2 separate regions of the Homo sapiens genome follow, and region 2 is linked to region 1. Evidence: read pairs that join two places in POLR2A ChIA-PET (ENCODE). Cell type or tissue: A673. All regions are shown on one strand. Links, peaks and the distances in the headings refer to the core of each region. The heading gives the core; the rest is flanking DNA.

Region 1 (8,413 bases), core at 279-8,278:
CCTTGACTGGAGCCCACAGGACAATAAGCCCTCAATAATGACAAAGTCTACCTATGGGTAAAATGGGAAATAAGTATCACTACAGCCAAAAATAATTTCCTTTCATATCCTAATCTACCTACCCAGAAAGAACAGGTAAGGTAAGGCATATGTCACTTAGAATCATGCAGAACAGAGAGATAAGGGTCCAGCTCTGATTAATTTCTTTATTCAGGATTGACACAGTTCCTTAGGGTACTGAGGCAACAGAGGGTCATAATAGGATCTTGAATTCAGTTACCATTGAGGCCTGATCTAGCTTTGCCACAAAAAAAAATTTTTTTTTTTGAGACGAAGTCTCACTCTGTTGCCTATGCTGGAGTGCAGTGGCGCAATCTTGGCTCACTGCAAGCTACGCCCCTGCGTTCAGACCATTCTCCTGTCTCAGCCTCCCGAGTAGCTGGAACTACAGGCGCCCATCACCTCACTCGGCTAATTTTTTGTATATTTAGTAGAGACGGGGTTTCACCGTATTAGCCAGGATGGTCTTGAACTCCTGACCTCGTGATCCACCTGCCTTGGCCTCCCAAAGTGCTGGGATTACAAGCGTGAGCCACCACGCCTGGCCTTTGCCACAAAATTTATCACATTTCCACTAAAGGAATGTAAAGTCAGGGTAAGCTTTTAAAAATCGACCACAGTTTCAGTCTTCCTATCTCTAGGGTTCTGTTGTCTCAGAGGACTAGTATGAAGAATAAATAATAAAACAGATATAAAGCACTTTGTTTTGCAAAGTACTTTGTAAAAGTTAAATAATATATGATGGAACCACTGAAACTGGCTAGTTTCCCTTCTTCAATTCCCACTCCTTAAACAGAAGTCAGTCAGAACTAAAGAAAATGAAATAATGGACAACTTTAAATGCACAGAAGAACTTTCCCTTCCATTTTCAAGGAATGGCCCAAAGACAACAGCAATTGAATCAACATTTCATCTAGCATTTACAGAGAAACAAACTAGATTCTGACATCACCACTTATTGGTGCCTGCAGCCTACACAGGCGTTGTGTAGAGTTGGAGTACCCACTTCAAAAAGAAAATAAAGGAAAGAAAAAGGGTACCTCAGAGGAAAGGAAGTCTAGAAGAGGGGCACAAAATGACCAGGAATTTAAAAATATAAACTATAAACCTAGAAAAGCTAAATGTGTTTAAGGGAAAGAAGGCTGAAGATTACCTAGCAGTCCCCAGAAATGGAAATGATAGGCTCATGTTCTCCATGACCACTGAGGAAAAAGTGCTGAAGGATTAGGTAAGACTGTAGCAGCTCCTCCATTTGGTTCAGAGTGCCTCAGCAGCCCCACAGCTAAACTAAGCACTGGAGAGTTAAACTCATTAGTTCCACAATGTATACATATATCAAAACATCATGTTGTATACCATAAACAATTTGTATGTCAATTATACCTCAATAAAGCTGAGAAAACATAAATAAATAATAAACTTGTTAGAATTCATACAACAGCCAACAAAGGAAACATAGTAAAAGACAGTCCAATATCTTTTATTCCTAATTAAAAGAGTTCTATCAATCTACCCCTGCCTTCCAAAATCAGCATCTTTTTCCTAACCCCACCCGGGAACAATGAAAGATTCTAGGCAGTGGCCAGTGTCAAGCACAAGTTAGAAATGCCGTATAAAGAACAGTAGTAACTGTAGTCCATTCTGTATTTCAATAATTTGCTTATAAATTTGAAATAATTTACTTATAAATGTAAAGCAACTAACTTAATGTCCTGCACAACTGTCTAAAACTGTTGGTGAGTCTGCTTTCCAATAAACCTTATTTCCCAATTATAATTAAAATGAGGGGAAAACTATCTTAATATTAGAATTGGATCCTCTAACAGGTCCAAAGTATCACTTCTCTAATAGTTCAAGAAGGCAAGTACCTTGGGGAAAGGGAAAAAGTAACTTTTTGCCTACAGCTCAGCTCATCCTAAAGCCCTGCAACTGGCAGCCGGCATCCTAGGTAGTTGATAGCCCAGAGGGAAGGAGGAAAGGCCACGCTGGTATCACTATTCCAGCACAGCAGAACAGGTAGAAACCGGGCTGAGGATGCTGCATTCCTCCAAGTCCATCCATACAAACTGCCAGTCCTTGCACTATAAAGCACACATGGTTTGGGCAAACAAGCTGCCAACAGAGAAAGTGCTCAGAGTCTGGAAGTCCTACTTTCCTATCAAGTATCACAAGGTGTAGCAGGCACACCGGTATCTTCTGCTGTTCAGAAGGTGAAAGCCAGCATGCATAGTCTGTCATTTGGTGACAGAACAGTAAGCAAAGCTTCCTTCCTTTCAAACATTCTAAGGTTCCAATACAACTTTTGAATACATATACAGGAAACAAAACATAATGTTAACCAATTTTTCCAAAATTTCAACATATTTCTCAAGCTTCAAATATTGATACTTGCTCTTCCTTTCTTACTAGGCCTCTCCCTCTGCTGCCTAAGCTTAGAGAAGACTATGATCACTCCTTTAAAAAAAGGGGTGTTGTCCATTCATTTAGAAATAGTCAGTGACTCAGGAATGCTGTTTCCCAATCGCCGTAGCAACTGTCTTCTCCTCCCATGTTATGATGTGAGTAGCAGGACATCTACTCTTCCTCAAGGGTGGGCATGTGTGTGACACACCCAAAGCCTAGCAGACAGCAGGAAGTTTCTGCAACTGCTACCGCTTCTACATACAGGCACCAAGTATGAGGACACCTTGTTTTAAATCCCATTCCTAAAGTCCTTTCATTTCTAAATAATCTCTTTTTTGTATCCTCACACCACTCCTGAATACCCAGAAATAATCCTACCCCTACTGACAACCGCTTAACTAATCCAAAAATTATACTACTACTCAATAAGCCAGACTTGATCCTACGAAACCACAGAAAATATTTTTTGGCCCGGTACACATTCAGAATAAGATTTTGAAAAAATCTTAGGGAGGAGGGGAGATGAGCATGAAGATGAAATCTTATTATTTCTCTACCACCAGAAATATAAGTGTTAAAATAAGGTTGTTCTGATACTTCTAGCAATTGTACTTGTGTTGAACTATGTTCTAACACAAACACACACAGAATTTCATGCCAAAGTACTTAGGATCTAAAGAAACTTCCATATATCATGTACTGTTCTCTTTGGTTCTAACCATTAAAAAAAATTAATTTCTGAAAAACAAAGTATGGGACTGTTTTACTCTTTTTATATACATTTGTATTTTCTTAGAAAAAAACTATCACTTTTAGAATACACATACATTTCCATTTCAAATTAAGGTGGCAATTTTCAAAGATTAGAAAGCTGGAAAATTTTTATGACACTATTTTAAAAGCAAAAAACATCTGTAAACTATAAAGGCAATGTTGTAAAAATATTTGTGCATAGAGATAATGACTAAAATATACAAAGACTGTAAAATAAAAATGAAAAATAGAAATTTAGGGTTCTTACGTATTGTTTCAAAAATATATATGTGTTTTCAAAAAAAAAGCACACACAAAAAATCATTAGCACATCATCTAAAAGCAAAACATCATCATCCAATTACCATAGGCAAAATGCCTATCAGTATTTACTCTTCTCCAGTGGTATTTTGCTTAAGGAAACACTCCTGACAAGGCACAGTTACAAAGTTTAGGTATGACAATGCAATGTGAGAAAGAATACTGAGAAGAATATTAGTGGAGTCTAAAACCTAGGTCATCTAATTACACGACTTTGAGCAACTTAATACCACTAGGCCTCAGTGTCCTCCTAATTTTAAGAGGCTGGGTCAGATCATTTCTAGGGTCTCTTCCGACTCCTTAAAGACTATACTTAGGTACTACTGCTCTTTTTGAGGGCAGCCCAATGCCTGCTGCTTGCCTGATAATACATATCCTACAGTGGCTTCTCACCACTTCTTCTTGCGGTTTCAATCACAGGAAACAGACGTCACCCACAGACCTAGAAGTAAGTAACGAACAGCCCTGGCGGATGCAAAGAGCTGCCAACTAAGACCAACTCCCATCTTTTAAAAATACAAGAATCAAGAAAGAAATCACTAGAGACCTCTAAGCCTGACACACATCTTTCACAAAAACTAAGAAAACTAAAAATATCCCTCTAGGCCCCATGCAAAATGAAATAATTTTAGAATAGTCCAAAACTATTTTGCTTCTATTGCCAAATGAAGGAACTGAAGGAATTCTTATAGCTCTGGGTGGGAGTATATGTGCTTATGAAAAAAATGGTGCACTCCTACTGCCACTAGTACTTTTTGTGGATATCCAGACATACCCTGAGGACTTGAAAACTCTTCCTTGTTCTCTTCATTTAATACTCAATGTAAACCTTTCTGTAGCCATTAAAGATCATATTAATAGATTCAAATAATATGGGAACTTAGCAATTATTCACTTTAAATGTATGTAACAATCCCTAAGGGCACTGAGTCAAATCCTGCTTTCATTTTTATTTATTTATTTATTTTGAGACAGAGTCTCGCTCTGTCGCCCAGGCTGGAGTGCAATGGCACAATCTCGACTCACAGCAACCTCCACCTCCTGGGTTCAAGCAATTCTCCTGCCTCGGCCTCCCGGGTAGCTGGGACTACAACTGGGCACCACCACGCCTGGATAATTTTTGTATTTTTAGTAGAGACGGGGTTTCACCATGTTGGCCAGGCTGGTCTTGAACTCCTGGCCTCAGGTGATCTGCCCACCTCGGCCTCCCAAAGTGCCTGCTTTCATTTTTAATAATAAAAGTTGATAGCCTTACACTATGTAAAATAACATAAGAGTTTTTTTTAATCCTACAGACATGTTCTTTCATTAAACACAAGTCAAAACTATCTCTCCAGAGATGAATAATAATCTCTTCTCAACAGAGTTCTTCTGGTCACATATAGTTACATTAGTGATTCTCTCTGCCCCATAGTTACTTTGGTGAGAGAGAATTAATGTTTTCAAAACTGTCAGTCTCCTATATTAGATCACAGAAACAGAGAGCCTTGAAAATAATCAAGATTCCCAAGGCTATTAAAAAAAAAAAAAAAGGAAGCAAACCTTAAGATGAGAAAAAAGAAAAAGATTCCCAAGGTTAACATTAAAACTAAAATATAAAATACATAAAGGATATTAACTAACATGAGCTAAATACTACCACTACTCTTAGAAACCTTACAATCTAGATGGGAGATAAGACCCCAAAATAAGATATAAACATATATTTTTGCATTCAAGAAAGACAGAAGAATACTTCAAATAAGTATGCAATCAAAAGCTAAATCGTACTGTATTAAAGAACATTTAGAAGAAACAACAGGGCCCAAAGATAGACTCAGATTGTTTCAACAATGGCATTACCTATCTGAGCCCATAATTTTCTTATACATCCTTGAGATCCAGCTGAAGAGTCACGCCTTTTAAAATCTAATTTCTGAAAGTCTAAAAAGATCGATGTATTAAAATTGGTAAGGACTGAAAATCAAATAAACTTAACTTTTTAAACTCCATCTACGTAGCGGAAATAACTTGCTGAAAACTGACCTTAACACTATTCCTTCTTGGATATTCCAATGTACTTACTGTCACCACCACTTATCACATGGCCAAAAACGGACATCAACATGTATTACAACCTGTTACAAAATGTTAAATTTCAATCCTGCTTTCTGCAGGTTTTTATAGAAAGGGAACCTTAAAGCCCTTACCAGGGATAAAATAATTTCTATGAAGTGGCTTTACCTTTCTTAAATGGTTCTACTAAACCTCATATAATTGCTATAATCAGGCCATTTCTCTTTACTACAGCCACATATTCACACCTAAGCCTTTGTTCTACTGCTCCCCATCTCATGAATTCTTTCCCTCTCTACTCTGCCAAATCTTGGATTTTATTCAAGGCCCAGTCATATCCCCCATCTTCTAGGAAGCTAAGTTAACACTGCCCGCAATTACATTCTGGGTCATTTACAGTATCTGGGGCATTAGCAGAGATGTTAGAAATGATTCATAATAACCCCCTAATTTTACAAAAGATAAAAAGATGAAGAAAAGTAAAATAACTTGCTTAGAGTTCACATGGTTAATTAGTGGTAAAGACACAACTAAGCAGCTACATATGGAAAGAATAATTCAGACAGGGTGGGAGATAAAGGTTCTATTTCTAGTTTTAAATTTGGACAGATCACTTGTCTAGTCAACATTTCTTAATCTATAAAGTAAAGGGGTTGATAGCTGGGCCCGGTGGCCTGTGCCTGTATCCCAGCTACTCTGGAGGCTGAGGTGGGAGGACTGCTTGAGCCCAGGAGTTCCAGGCTGCAGTGGGCCATGACTGCACCACTGCGCTCCAGCCTGGGCAACAGAGTAAGACTCTGACTCTTAAAAAATAAAAAATAAAGGGGTTGAATTAGATAATTCTTAGCATCCTTTTGACTCCAGCATTCTAAGATTTTGAAACTTAGGCCTTCTGTCAGTCCAATAGCCTTTCCACTTAATTCCCTCACTTCTATGAATTTCTACAGCATTTAAAGTCTAAGATCACAGCCTTAGAGCTTTTTCTATCCCTCTTTTATAGACGTGGTTGAAATTACAATTTCTTAAAGAGCAAGAACTGAACCTGATAGGACAGTCTCATGACTTCTTGGTCAGTCTTTGGATCTAGAGTAGATACATGTAGACTCAGGAAATCAACAGAAACTCTTCCCTACTCCTCACCACTAGTCACCAGAAACAAATCCCAGTTCCAGGTACTTGGACCTCTGTGGCAATGTCTTAATTATTAACCACTGGCAAATAACTGCCAGGTCTAAAGAACAAACTTCAGCAGTTCCCAGACTCAGAAGAGATCCTGGTTATTAGCCATTTGCAATCATTACAACAGTCAAATTTCAGGAGCACAAACAGAGGTCTTTAAGAATACCAAACGTCAAATTTAAAATATAAAAAGGATAACTATAGAGACAGTCTAGTAACAGCTTCCCCCTTCCTGTAACATTGTTACCACTACTTGTGGCTCTCAGCAATTTAAACAACTAAAACTCCTGACAGGTGATGATGTTAGAGCTGTTCTACTTACAAAGGAGACACAGTTACATTAAAAAATAATAATTTAAGCATCATCCTAATAACGCATGAGCCAAGCGAAAGATAGGTTTTGCAAGCACTGTAATAGCTATTTTTTCATGCCTAAAAAAGGTTTAATTAAGATTCTTCCAATGGCTTCAAAGTCTAAATTACTAAATGCAAAAAAAAAAAAAAAAAAACAGGCATTTAGCCACTACGCTTTTTACATCTAAGCCTAGTACTTTTTTCCTGCCAACTGAACTCTAGGAGAATCCAGTTCATTTTAATAGACTGTAGATGACCAAAGAACTCTAAGGGAATACCACCAAAATTTTCTAAGAAATTCCTAGCAGTGAATAGTTACACTGCAGTCCAGTTTTACACTGCAGGCACAAAAACTGGACACACATAAACTGTCAGTACAATGTAGTGAGTAAGTCCATGAGTTTTGAATCAGCTAGGCCTAGGTTTGAATCCTAGCTCTGTCACTAACTAGTTCTATGTCTTCAAGCAGGCTGCTTGATCTGAGTTCCAGTTTCATTACCTATAAAATGGGAATAATAACAGTACCTATTTTATAAGGTCAATGTAGAGATTAATGAGATAATAAATCTAAGGCTCTTTAGCACTGCACTAGGGATACAGTTAAGTATGCAACAAACAACTGCTTTTATTACTGCTACTGTTGTTATTCCCTATCCTAGTCTGGAATGAATTAATTTTCCTTATCTATAAAGATGCTAAACATTCATTAATATTTAGAAACAGGAAGACTGGCATTACACAATCTGTAGTATACTGAATACAGGAAAACAAAAGGTTGCTAACACCACCACCTAACAAGAAAAAAATGCTTCCACGATAAATGGAATGAAAGTCCCGAAATCCTCAGAGTATCAGAAATGTTCTCTGTTGACCACAGGTGACAATTTATATCCCAAAGTGAACATGTGGAACTCACATATGCATGATAGAAAAGAGGGAAATTTAAAAGCTAAATCTATACAAGTTCTAGAAGAAAAGAGAGAAGCCGAGCACAGTGGCTCACACTTGTAATCACAGGGCTTTGGGAGGCCAAGGCAGGAGGATCACTTGACGCTAGGAGTTCGAGACCAGCCTGGGCAACATAGTGAGACCCCATTTCTTTCTTTCTTTCTTTCTTTTTTTTCTGAGTTGGAGTCTCGCTCTGTCGCCCAAGGGTGACATGATGTATGGCTCACTGCAACCTCCGTCTCCTGGGTTCAAGCAATTCTCCTGCCTCAGCCTCCCAAGTAGCTAGGATTACAGGCACCCACCACCACACCCGGCTAATTTTTTTGTTTTGTTTTGTTTT
Region 2 (8,413 bases), core at 107-8,106, 890 kb before region 1:
TACTAATTAAACATTTTAAAACTGTGAGGCATAACATACATGCAGAAAGTTTATAAGATATATATGTAGATTTAAATAAATACTTATAAAATGAATCCATATATTCACTACTATATAATCCATATAATCACCACTAAGGATAAGAAAACGTTGCCAACCGGGCGCGGTGGCTCACACCTGTAATCCAAGCACTTTGGGAGGCTGAGGCGGGCGGATCACCTGAGGTCAGGAGTTCAAGACCAGCCTGACCAACATGGAAAAACACTCTCTCTAGTAAAAATACAAAATTAGCTGTGGTGGTGGCGCATGCCAGTAATCCCACTTGGGAGGCTGAGGCAGGAGAATCGCTTGAACCCGGGAGGCAGAGGTTGCGGTGAGCCGAGATCGCGCCATTGCACTCCAGCCTGGGCAACAAGAGAGAAATTCAGTCTCAAAAACAAACAAACAAACAAACAAACAAACAAACAAAACAAAACAAAAAAACTTTGCCAACATTCCAGAAACCCTGTATCTCTCTTTTGATTTTCACAACCCCTTCACTTTTGGAATTAACCATTCACCTGATTTTTATTTTATTTATTTTATTTTATTTAGAGAAGAGGGTCTTGCTATGTTGCCCAGGCTGCAGTACAGTAGCCATTCACAGGTGTAATCATAGCGGGCAACAGCCTTGAACTCCTGGGCTCAAGTGATCCTTCTGCCTCAGACTCTCAAGTTGCTGGGACTCTAGGCATGCACCATTCTGCCCAACTCCATTTACCTGATTTTTATTGATTTATTATTATTACTGGTATTATTTTTGAGACAGAGTCTTGCTCTTTCACCCAGGCAGGAGTGCAGTGGAGGTATCTCAGCTCACTGCAACCTCCGCCTCCTGGGTTCAGGTGATTCTCCTGCCTCAGCCTCCTGAGTAGCTGGGATTACAGTTGCCCGCCACTAGGCCCGGCTAATTTTTTTTGTATTTTTAGTACAGATGGGGTTTCACCATGTTGGCCAGGCTGGTCTTGAACTCCTGACCTCAAATCATCTGCCCACCTTGGCCTCCCAAAGTGCTGGGATTATAGGTGTGAGCCACTGCGCCCAGTCTCATTCTTCAGGAAAACATCTAGTTCAATTTAGCTTCAATTTAGCTTCAAAGGATGTCTTTCCCTTTTTGGTACAGTGGGATTTTACCTCTGGTCACTTCAAAAAAGCAATTCTGAATTTCAGAATCTTTAAACTCTCTTGGGACTGGTAAGTGGTTTGAGTCTCAAAGGGACCTAAGTCATGGGGTGTTTGGAGGTGCTCAAGTTGGCGTCTTGGGAAAGGAAATGGAATGGAAATTCAAGAGCCCACAGCAATCCCAGATAACTCAGAAATCTCAAAGAGAGGCTTCTTTCAGGGGTTTCTAAAACCCTTTCTAAAACCAATGGAAATGTTTGCATTCTGGTTGAGGAATATCCACTTGACCAGTGCTTAGGTGAACATGCTGTAGGTACTGGTATTATCGTCTGGGGCAATGCATCAAAGTCCCAGATGTCATGGAATGTACATTCTGGTGGAATTGCCCTTCAGAGTACCTGGGGAACAAAAGATGATCCTTATTATTAAAGATGATCCTGTGGCTTCAGGCACCCTCAAGGCCTCTTGTATTTCTCCAAATATGTGTGCAGATTCTTTAATCCAGCATATATTCTAACAACATATTTGTGTATGTGTACATATATGTACCAGGATGTGTATTACTGCAGCTTTATGATAGTGAAACTTAAAACTAGTACATTTATACTTGAATATAATGCAGCTGTTACAATACAAGTGATTTAGGTTTATATGCAGTGCGTGGAAGGATCTCCAAGACATGCTGTTAAGTAAACAATATCCAACAACCAAGATTCCCAGCAAGCCAAGAAAAACCTTATGTTCTGTGTACAGTTACATATACAGATTGAGGAAAAGGACTGGAAGGATACACATTGAAATATAAACAGTGGTTAATTGGAGAAAAGTAGGAATTTGGGGAAGAAACATTAGCTGTTTACAGTGTACATAAAAAGAATAGATGTTCCTGTGGTATTAAAAATGGAAATAATTTTTAGGCCAGGCATGGAGGCTCACACGGGTAATCCTAGCACTTTGGGTGGCTGAGGTGGAAGGATCTCTTGAGGCCAGTTCCAGGTCAACCTTGGCCACATAGGAAGACTCCGTCTCCGACAACAACAACAAAAAAGGCTGGGCCCGATGGCTGAAGCCTGTAATCCCAGCCATTTGGAAGGCCAAGTCAAGTGGATCACTTGAGGTCAGGAGTTCGAGACCAGCCTGTCCAAAATGGTGAAACCTCGCCTCTATTAAAAAATACAGAAATTAGATGGGTGTGGTGGCGCGTGCCTGTAGTCTCAGCTACTTGGGAGGGAGAGGCATGAGAATCACTTCAACCCGGGAGGCGGAGGCTGCAGTGAGCTGAGGTGGTACCACTGCAGTCCAGCTTGGGCAACAGAGTGGAGACTCCATCTCAAAAAAATAAATAAATAAAATAAATAAATAAATGAAAAGAAAAGAAAAAACATTAGTTAGGCATGGTGGCCTATGCCTGTAGTCCTAGCCACTCGCGAGGCTAAGAGGGGCGTATGGGTTAAGCCTAGATGGGGCCATTGCACTCCAGACTGGGTGACAGAGGGAGAGTCTGTCTCTAACAAAAAAAATTTAAAAAGCATAACAGGAAGTTTCACCTGGGCCGGGGTTGGAAGGTTTATCTAGTTTAGCAGCGAAGTTCTAAGATAAGGTCTGAAATACAATTTACACCTTGTAAAGACGCCACTCCCCTGGCCCAAGCACTAGTTGTAAAAGTCGATTTGATCACAAAGTGACCCTGCGTGGTTGTTTTGGGAGCGCAGTGGCTGAAGGCGAAGGAGGTGGGGGTGTGTCGAGACTTGTGGACCAGGTGACTGCTGAGAAGGAGAAAATAAGCCAGGTACACAACTGCGGAAGAGCTCTCCAGGGTTAGGGGAAGGCTGTGTCCTTGTCACTGCTGTGTGTCCCTGGCTGTACACTCCAATTGTCTGGAGGCGGTGGCGTGTTGGACAGTCCTGGTTGCTGAGTCATGCTAAAACACTGTTGTTTTGACTCACTTTGTGACGTAGGTCTTTCTCACCAGTCAAGAAAATATAATCCGGAGATAGCCTCTGGGCTGGCTTTAGCTCAGCGGTTACTTCGAGTACATTGTAACCACCTCTCTGGGTGGTTCGAGACCCGCGGGTGCTTTCCAGCTCTTTTACTGCTGAAGTTCAGCTCCTTTTCCATGGGGAACCATGGAGAAATGGCTGATTTTAGCACTGGGCAGGAAATACAGAGATGGACAGGGTGCATCTCACAGTGCTAGAAAGTAAGGAAGTGCTTGAAAACCAAAAACAGGCCGGGCGCGGTGGCTCATGCCTGTAATCCCAGCACTTTGGGAGGCCGAGGCGGGCGGATCACGAGGTCAGGAAATCAAGACCATCCTCGCTAACCCGGTGAAACCCCGTCTCTACTAAAAATACAAAAAAATTAGCCGGGTGTGGTGGCGGGCGCCTGTAGCCCCAGCTACTCGGGAGGCTGAGGCAGGAGAATGGCGTGAGCCATTCGGGAGGTGGAGCTTGCTGTGAGCCGAGATCGCGCCACTGCACTCCAGCCTGGGCGACAGAGCAAGACTCCGTATCACAAAAAAAAAAAAAAAAAGAAAAAAAAGAAAAGAAAACCTAAAACAACCAAACTCTTAACTTTAAAAATATTTTTCAATGTTCAGTAATGTTCATGTGTTTGTTGTAACAGTTAATTGTATACTTGTATCTTCTCATCCTTTTTGCCTGAGGCCCAGAGGAGTTTTTCTTTCAAATCTAATGGATGTTCTAAGAGATATCTTTTTTTTTTTATTGGCTGTGTTAATACCTTTTCTCAATACCAGTTATTATATCTTAAGTAAAAGCTCTTCCCTTTGGACATCTTATAATTTAGTTTTTTTCTGATTTTTTTTCCTTCTATTTCTCCTGCTTTTTTACAAACTGTTTTCTTAGTTATTTTGTTCTTTGTCTATTTCTCTTCTGAGTTATTTTTCTGATTCATGGCATTTTTTTCATGTTACCAAATGATTGTTTAAGGTTATCTAATTTAGGTTGGAGTACTGTGTTTCAGTTTTCCGGTTCCATGGTGAGTTTAAAAAAAATACGGACTTTTGGCTGGGCTCGGTGGCTCACGCTTGTAATCCCAGCACTTTGGGAGGCCGAGGCGGGCGGATCACGAGGTCAGGAGATCGAGACCACGGTGCGACCCTGTCTCTACTAAAAATACAAAAAAATTAGCTGGGCGTGGTGGCGGGCGCCTGTAGTCCCAGTTACTCAGAGAGGCTGAAGCAGGAGAATGGCGTGAACCCGGGAGGCGGAGCTTGCAGTGAGCCGAGATTGCGCAACTGCACTCCAGCCTGGGCGACAGAGCGAGACTCCGTCTCAAAAAAAAAAAAAAAAGTATGGATTTTCACTTAAAATTTTTCTATATAATATGTCTGCAATTTTCTGTGCATTTTGTAATATTTTATTTTCCAGTTTCAGCAACTGCAAATGAGGCAGAAGTTTGGGTGCCTTACCAGCTTTCTTAGTTCAAGAGTGCCCTCTTTTGTTGGTAGAACAAAATGCATTTTTCCCCGAAATAGCCCTTTTTTAGAGTGGAGCACCGACTGATGCCTTGTGATTTTGTAATTCTCTTTCATTTCTGTGGGACTCTTAATTTTCTTTTCTTTTTCTTTTTCTTTTTGAGACAGGGTCTATCTCTCTCTCCGAGACTGGAGTGCAGTGGCGCCGTCTCAGCTCACTGGAACCTCTGCCTCAAGCAATCCTCCTGCCTCAGCTTCCTCCTGAGTAGCTGGGACCACAGGTGCGCGCTACCTCGCCTGGCTAAATTTTGTATTTATTTAATTTTATTATTTTATTTAATTTTAATATTTTTGTAGAGACAGGCATCTTGCCATGTTGCCCAGGCTGGTCTCGAGTTCCTGACCTTAAGATATCCGTCCTCCTCAGCATCCCATAATGTTGGTTTACAGCAGTGAGCCACCGCACCCAGCCTGGGACTCTTACTCATTGCTTGCTTCCTTTTTCTTCACCATCAAGCCCTGAAGGGGTACCTTCCCTTCAAGTCGCCTCTTTCCTCCTGCCTTTCCTCTTGCCTTTGCAACATTGCCATGGCCAGTCTCAAACAATTTCACCCCCTTTTAAAATCTGTCTCAGTTCTTTCATCTACCAGATCTCGGACGTATTGTCAGTATTTCTCCACTCAAGATGGGACTCTTTTTCTGGTGGTGGTTTAGCCTTTCTGTGCCATCTTGGCTTCTCTTCTAGAGCATGGCTCTGTAACTGGATCTGCTGGTTTTGGATGTATATACCTGCTTTTATATAAAATGGGGTTTATAATTTTCTCTGTCTGTAAATTATATTGTAGCCATGGATGGTTTTATTCGTTCTCCTTAGTTTTGTTTGTTTATAGGATGTGTGGAGAGATTCAAATTTAGGTAACTGGCGTTATTCTATAGGAATCTGGAAGCCAGAACGTTTGTTTTTGTTTTCCATAAAAAATTTTAATTGTGGTAAAATACACAGAAAACAAAATTTGGCATATGAACCATTTTAAAATGTTCAGCTCAGTGGTGGTAGGTACATTCACACTGTTATGCAACCATCACCACTATCTATCTCCAGGAACTCTTCATCTTTCAAAACTGAAACTCTATACCCATTAACTAATAACTCTCCACCTCCCTCTATCTCTAATCCCTGGCAACTGCCATTCTGCTTTCCGTCTCTATAAATTTGACTACTCTAGGTATCTCATAAAAGTGGAATCACACAGTAGCTGTCTTTTTGTGACTCCTTTATTTCCCTTAGCACAATTTTTTTTTTTTTTGAGACAGAGTCTGGCTTTTTCTCCCAGGCTGGAGTGCAATGGTGCGATCTCAGCTCACTGTAACCTCCGCCTCCCGGGTTCAAGCGATTCTCCTGCCTCAACCTCCCCAGTAGCTGGGATTACAGACGCCCACCACCACGCACGGCTAATATTTGTATTTTTAGTAGAGACGGGTTTGGCTATGTTGTCCAGGCTGGTTTCGAACTCCTGACCTCAGGTGATCCACTCACCTCGGCCTCCCAAAGTGCTGGGATTACAGGCGTGAGCCACTGCACCCGGCCAGCACAATGTTCTTAAGGTTCATCCATGTTGTATCATGTACCATAATTTCATTCCTTTTTAAAAAGGATAAATAATATGCTATTGTATGTGAATACTACAATGGAATATTATTAAAACGGAATATTTTGTTTAGCCATCATCCATCGATAGACATTTGGGTTGTTCTGACCTTTTAGCTATTATGAACGATGCTGCTATGAACATAAGTGTACGAATTTCTATTTGAGTTTCTGCTTTCAATTCCTTTGGGTATATACCAGAAGTGGAATTGCTGGATTATATGGTAATTCTATTTTTAGCTATTTAAGTGACTGCCATACTGTTTTCCATAGCAGCTGTATCATTTTACATTCCCACCAATAGTGCAGAAATGCTTCAATTTCTCCACATCTTCACTAACACTTATTCTCTCTCTCTCTCTGAGTGTGTGTGTGTGTGTGTGTGTGTATGTGTGTGTTATTGATAGTAGCTATCCTGAAGGGTGTGAGGTTGTGTCTCCTGTGGCAGCTCATTTGATTTTAATCTCTCTTAATTATTAGTGTATTTAAAACTGTAAGTTTGCCTTTAAATACTGCTTTATTTGTAGTACACAAATTCTGTCATGTAGTGTTTCATTCACTTCTAAGTGTTTTATAAGCTGAGTCTGATCTAGTAATATGTTATTTATTTTCCAAGTAAGTGGGATTTTATTTTAGCAATTGTTTTTACAAATGTTAATTTCAGAATGCATTGTAGTAGGAGAACATTGTCTGAATGGGATTGGATCTTTGGAATTTATTGATGCTTCCTTTATGGCCTAATACATGGTCTATTGTTGTAAGTGTTATATGTATATTCAAAAAGAGTGCCTGTTTATTTTGGTTCTACATATTTTTAAAAATGTTTTTCATTTCAGCTCATTCATATCCATACTATTTTCAGTTCTATGTGATCTACAGTTCTTAGAGATGCATGTTAAAACATTTCCAACTACAATTGGTGATTTATGTATTTTTTCCTGTTTGTTTGATATAGTTCAAGATTGTATATTGGATGCATGTATGCTTATGATGATTGTATCAATTTTCTACAGTTAATTAATTAAGCATTTTAACACTGTGAGATAAACATGCAGAAAGTTTATGAGGTATATACGTAAATTTAAATACTTATAAAATGAATCCATATAATCACTACTATATAATCCATATAATCACTACTAAGGATAAGAAAACGTTGCCAACATTCCAGAAACCCTGTATCTCTCTTTTGATTTTCACAACCCCTTCACTTTTGGAATTAACCATTCACCTGATTTTTTAATTTTATTTATTTTATTTTATTTAGAGAAGAGGGTCTTGCTATGTTGCCCAGGCTGCAGTACAGTAGCCATTCACAAGTATAATTATAGCAGGCAACAGCCTTGAACTCCTGGGCTCGAGTGATCCTTCTGCCTCAGCCTCCCGAGTTGCAGGGACTCTAGGCATGCACCATTCTGCCCAGCTCCATTTACCTGATTTTTATTGATTTATTATTATTACTGGTATTATTTTTGAGACAGAGTCTTGCTCTTTCACCCAGGCGGGAGTGCAGTGGGGGTATCTCAGCTCACTGCAACGTCCGCCTCCCGGGTTCAAGGGATTCTCCCGCCTTAGCCTCCTGAGTAGCTGGGATTACAGTCGCCCACCACTATGCCTGGTTAATTTTTTTGTATTTTTAGTACATATGGGGTTTCACCATGTTGGCCAGGCTGGTCTTGAACTCCTGACCTCAAATGATCTGCCTGCCTCGGCCTCCCAAAGTCCTGGGATTACATGCCTGAGCCACCGCACCCAGTCTCATTCTTCAGGAAACCATCTAGTTTAATTTAGCTTCAAAGGATGTCGTTCCTTTTTTGGTACAGTGGAGCTTACCTCTGGTCACTTCTTTTTTTTTTCTTTTTTCTTTTTTTTTTTTTGTTTGAGACGGAGTCTTGCTCTGTGCCCAGGCTGGAGTGCACAGGCGCGATCTCGGCTCACTGTAAGCTCCGCCTCCCGGGTTCATGCCATTCTCCTGCCTCAGTCTCCCGAGTAACTGGGGCTACAGGCGCCAGCCACCACATCCGGCTAATTTTTTTTTTTTTTTTTTTTTTTTTAGTAGAGATGGGGTTTCACCGTGTTAGCCAGGATATTCTCGATCTCCTGACCTCGTGATCCGCCCGCCTTGGCCTCTCAAAGTGCTGGGATTACAGGCATGAGCCACGGCG

Evidence for each region. ChIA-PET counts read pairs that join two places held together with the same protein. Peaks named below come from ENCODE experiments on the same cell type or tissue, not always from the same donor. Only the 100,000 strongest peaks of a DNase experiment are listed, where the experiment ranks them.
Region 2: POLR2A ChIA-PET joins it to region 1 with 10 read pairs; 2 of 35 experiments call an interaction of 5 or more read pairs at or near these places.

Annotation. Positions count from the first base shown.
Region 1 is chr5:141,601,908-141,610,320 of GRCh38, forward strand. The region is part of intron 1 of DIAPH1 (diaphanous related formin 1); the gene reads right to left. Among named protein-coding and RNA genes, the nearest start is that of DIAPH1, 13 kb to the right of the region's middle. RefSeq lists an enhancer at 3,729-3,808. In A673, for the core only: no CTCF peak of the experiment used is centred there; a DNase peak (open chromatin) is centred at 2,594; H3K27ac peaks cover 528 bases.
Region 2 is chr5:140,715,762-140,724,174 of GRCh38, forward strand. The region is part of intron 1 of LOC105378198 (a long non-coding RNA gene); the gene reads left to right. It also overlaps VTRNA1-2. Among named protein-coding and RNA genes, the nearest start is that of ZMAT2, 20 kb to the left of the region's middle. RefSeq lists an enhancer at 2,935-3,044. In A673, for the core only: CTCF peaks have their summits at 4,619 (motif pointing left) and 5,772; DNase peaks (open chromatin) are centred at 3,160 and 4,620; H3K4me3 peaks cover 701 bases.